Linked DNA regions of Homo sapiens: region 2 is linked to region 1. Evidence: chromatin loops called from intact Hi-C (ENCODE). Cell type or tissue: mammary epithelial cell. All regions are shown on one strand.

Region 1 (2,500 bases):
AGGCAGGGAAAAGGCTGGTCTGGGACACATGCACCGCCTCCAGTAGAACACAGGTGCCTCCTGAGCTGCTCCAGATTTTGTTTAAATCACCTGAACACGATTCCACCAGAACACAGAAGGTAAGGCAGAGAAAATGTGTGTTTAAATATTCTGAGATAAATGTCTGGGCTACGGGATCAGGCACTACCAAATGCAGGGCAAAAGGATGCTGTGAACGCAAGTGATGTTTCTGAAGCACTCTCTTGTGCCCTGGCCCTGATCTGGCAATGGGAGAGGACACAGAGACACGACACTGGCTGGGCTTCAAGGAGTCCAAAGTTTCATGGGAGAACAGGTAGGTTAACAAAAAGTATAATTAGCCTAAAATTCGCACACAATACTACTTTTAAAAACAGAACATTCTTCTTGCTTGATTTGACCTCTGCATTATCTTTAAATATAAAGTATTCTGAACCAAAAAAAAACCTAATTTAGTTAATAGGGGCTATTTGACATGAATGTTAAACTGAGTTGTTTAGAAAACCAGAACAGAGCTTCGCAAGCCAGAGGGGCTGCCCAGCCTGCACAGGGCATGCCTACAAGAATGGGACCTGCCATTTAACACTTCACCTCCTTCATGAGACAGCAGCACTATCCACGAGTCCCCCTGAGCAGTCCTGTAAAAAACTACCTAACAACCTCAGGCTGCGGTGTAAAGCAATGCTCTTCCCACAAAATTCCGCTGGACTGAACACGACAGAATGATTAGATTCATGTCTCCCACTTGGCGAGCTGAAGACTGTGACACGGAAGCTGGGAAAAGAGTGCATTGGACATTCCACCTCAAGACTGTCTGCAGAGTTTCAAACACATGTAGTAATAGAAGAAAGGGCAAGGAAAAACATGTGCAGTGAAGACCAGGGTGGCACAGTAAACATTATCCTTGGAGTGAGTCAACTGTTCTTTTCCATCATAGCCTCAAGGCAGAGGGAGGTGGATGCTGCCATCTAGAGATATCCAGGAATATCGGCTTTGATATCAATGCAGCCAACACAAAAGCACTGATGGGAGTGGAAGTGGAAGACGGCACAGTCTTAGGGAAGCAGCTGCCTGAGGGACCCATTCTTTCTGGAACCAGGTCCTCATCCAGTTTAGGGAGAGGGCGAGGAGGAAATGCCCAACAGACAGGATGCCTTTAGCCCTACGGTTCCCATGAGTATGAGAATGCAAATTCCTCTATGCAGGGAAAGTGGGGCACAGAGAATTAGAGGAATGAGTGGGAAGAGATCAAATGTGGGAACAGTTAATGGATACACATAAAAATAGAAAGAATGAATAAGACCTACTATATGAAAGCACAACAGGGTGACTACAGTCCGTAATAATTTAATTGTACATTTTTTTTTTTTTTTGAGACGGAGTCTCGCTCTGTCGCCCAGGCCGGACTGCGGACTGCAGTGGCGCAATCTCAGCTCACTGCAAGCTCCGCTTCCCGGGTTCACGCCATTCTCCTGCCTCAGCCTCCCGAGTAGCTGGGACTAAAGGCGCCCGCCACCGCGCCCGGCTAATTTTTTGTATTTTTAGTAGAGACGGGGTTTCACCTTGTTAGCCAGGATGGTCTCGATCTCCTGACCTCATGATCCACCCGCCTCGGCCTCCCAAAGTGCTGGGATTACAGGCGTGAGCCACCGCACCCGGCCAATTGTACATTTTTAAGTAACTAAAAGAGTGTAATTGGATTTTTAACATGAAGGATAAATGCTTGAGGGGATGGATACTCTTTCTCCATGATGTGATTATTACACATTGCATGTCTGTATCAAAACATCTCATGTACCCATGACTATATGCACCTATTATGTACCCACAAAAATTAAAAGCTTTTTAAAAATTTAATGTAGATAAGAGTGATGTGAGACATGGTACCCAGGACAAAGGGTTAGTACCTGCTACCACATTGAAGCCCTCAGAGTTCCACTGCCAGATTATGAACCACAGGAAAGGAAAATGGGGTTAGAGAGAAAGCCAAAGGAAGAAATTAGAATCACACAGGCAAGAAAACCAAGGAGATATGAAATTGAGCCCAAGACTGGCATCTTGGGGAAAACAGGAGATGTAATAAAAAAGTACACATTTTCTATCACATGTTACTAGGATGCACAAAAAGAAAATGTATGCTTAAAGATGTTAAGAATGGTTGTATATTATGCATGATTTTTCTCCAGTTTAAGAACATTTTTAAAAATTGTCTAGGAATTTTTCAACTTATGATAGAAAATATTCAATAAAGAATGCAGAAGTTATCTAATCCTACATTTCCCAACTGATCAAGTGGGTCTATGATCCTGAGAGAGGAAGCTAAATTAAGTTCTACCTGATCAACAACATGATTTTATTTGCCCTGGTGTAGGATTCCCAGTCTTTCCCTCTTAATGAAGAGCTTTCAGCACAGACGGGGCACAGATGATGCCCATAATTTAGATGCAAGTGTGTGACATTCCACAGCCTGTGGGACAGGTTA
Region 2 (2,500 bases), 1.5 Mb before region 1:
GACCATGTATGCAAAACACAGCTCTCTGGAGAACCTGTGAGGCTGCTGCCAGAGACATTCCAGTTTCCATCCAGTATCTGTTCTAGATGTGTACCAAATATTCTTGGAAGTCAACTCCTACTATTAATCTTACCTGGCATGTTGATAATTTTGGCAAAACCATCTGGCCTCTAAGAAGAAAGTTAATCATATTTATTAAATTATGAAGAATTTAATAGTTTCCATATGGAAACTACATGATAATCTAGAGTTAGAAATTATAGACTGAGACATTTTTCCCAGTACTTAGCCCCAAACAGTTTGAGTGTCCAGCAGAGTATCTGGACATAGCTGGTAGTAGGAAATTTACTTAATGAATGCACAAGAGACAAATAATAAGAGCCATGAAATAAGGGTAGAACAAAGGAACTGATGCCCTCTAGCAGTCTGGTTACCTTTCTTTTCAATGGCTTCCACGAGCTTGATAAGAAGAGGCGGGGCAATGTCAGGAGGGGCAAACTGCTCTGCAAGATCCGGGAGAGTCAAAGCTGCAAACAACAAAATCCCACCATTGTATTTAATTTGGATAGTTGAATGCATTAGACCACAATGAAGGACGTACAAAATAATTTAATTACATCAGGCCCGAGCAAGAAGAACCCCTGCTCTGGGCTTTTGCACTTTCCAGGCCAAAGTGATATGCCCACTGCTTCTCACCTAGGGTCTACTCAGAGTAATGCTCCAGGATTTCCTGCTAAATGGCCTCTTATGGCCTTTCCCCCAGGTCCACCCTCCCCAGGACAAACCCCCCTGTCTAGGTACACCCCTGGGCCCCAAAGGTGGGGGGAGTGGCAGGATGGATGGGAGTTTGGATGTGCAGGGAGAAGCCAGGGATGAACCAGGATCCAGCTCTCCCCATAATACCACACTCTAGGGCAGAACTCTCAGGAGCCCAAGAACCTGAATTCAGATCTCTCCTCCTGGTCATTAGGAAGAAATAACTGCCTAGAAAGGATGGGACAGATTTTATTGAACAGTTGACATGATTTATAACAAAAATACTTAGGCACAGGGTACTTGGGCCTCTTTTTGCATTCTTGCCCCAAGCCTCACAAATGCCAGGTATGGGCTGAGTCTCAGATCCAGAAGCCAATATGAATGATCACTGCCCACTTGATATCAAAATAAATTTCTGTATAACTTTGTCAAAGCCTTTGTTTATGTATTTTTTGGTCAATTAGTAGTTTTTAAAATGTGGTGTTTTCGTAAACTTTTTGCATGCGTTTTAACCATTTACAATGATACCAAAAAATCTAACTGGATGACACTCATAAATAACATTCTTCAACATTACATTGATAACCTTATTCTCAGTCCAAAAAAAATAAATAAGACCATTGTAAGCAAAAAAATTCTCAAATTATGCCAGAAGAGGGAGCTAAATATATTCATCTTAAATTTGTGAAACTGCAAAATAAAGGTAAATTAAAGTCATTATGAAAATATAAGTACAACCTGTTTATTAGCCTCATTGCTTGCAGTCTTTTCTAGGAATAATTTATATAATCTGAGAAAGACTAAATATTTGCAATTTTGTTTCTGTGAGATTTTACCAGTATAGCTCTTTATTAGAAGCCATATACTATGGTAAACAAATTTCCTTTTTCTTTTTTTTTTTTTTTTTTGAGACAGGGTCTCGCTCTGTCACCCAGGCTGGAGTGTAGTGGCGTGATCATGGCTCGCTGCAGCCTCAACTTCCTGAGTTCATGTGATCCTCCCCCCCCAGCCTCCTGAGTAGCTGCGACTACAGTGCACAGCATCACTCCCAGCTAATTTTTTGTATATTTTTAGTAGAGACGGGGTTTTGCCATATTGCCCAGGCTGGTCTCGAACTCATGGACTCAAGCAATCCACCCACCTCAATCTCTCAAAATGCTGGGATTACAGGTGTGAGCCACTGCACCTGGCCAACAAATTTTTAATTAAGCCTGTATTTCAAGTACTAAAAGTCAACATAGAACAAATTCACGTTATGAAAGTAATGTTATTAAATTTTGATCTCAGAGAAGTATGATTAAGTCATTTTGCAAAAACATTCTTTCAGATTTCAGTATGCAATGTGCAGTACATAGATGGATGCATGATCTTTCCACCTAATTCTATTAGCCATTGCAACTACCCAGGATAAAAAGAGAAGAGCTATATTATGAGGGAAAATCCTACAGTAGCACTATTAGAGCTTTCTGTGATGATGGAAATGTTCTACAGCTGTGCTCTCTGATAAAGCAATGACTAGCCACAGCGGTTATTGAGTAAAATGCAGCCATTCCCAGTGAAGAACTGAATTTTTTATTTTAACTGATTTAAATGGAAACAACCATAGGTGGCTAGTGCCCATAAAATTAGAGAGTATAGTCTTACTTGCCTGCACAAGGGCAAATTTTGTCAATGGCAGATGAAAGATTCCCGAGTCAGCTTTGTGTTAGAGATCCCACTCTAAAGCTATCCCTGAAGACAAGGC

The links. Peaks named below come from ENCODE experiments on the same cell type or tissue, not always from the same donor. Only the 100,000 strongest peaks of a DNase experiment are listed, where the experiment ranks them.
Region 2: a loop joins it to region 1, with 8 times the contacts of the local background. A loop is called at or near these places in 2 of 110 quality-filtered maps.

What each region holds. Positions count from the first base shown.
Region 1 is chr5:66,806,394-66,808,893 of GRCh38, reverse strand. The region is part of intron 3 of MAST4 (microtubule associated serine/threonine kinase family member 4); the gene reads right to left. Among named protein-coding and RNA genes, the nearest start is that of MAST4-AS1, 200 kb to the left of the region's middle. In mammary epithelial cell, a CTCF peak has its summit at 986 (motif pointing left); a DNase peak (open chromatin) is centred at 953.
Region 2 is chr5:68,271,417-68,273,916 of GRCh38, reverse strand. PIK3R1 (phosphoinositide-3-kinase regulatory subunit 1) reads right to left here. Exons shown (of 16, transcript NM_181523.3): 3 at 435-527. Among named protein-coding and RNA genes, the nearest start is that of PIK3R1, 57 kb to the right of the region's middle. In mammary epithelial cell, a CTCF peak has its summit at 1,426 (motif pointing right); no DNase peak of the experiment used is centred here; H3K27ac peaks cover 514 bases.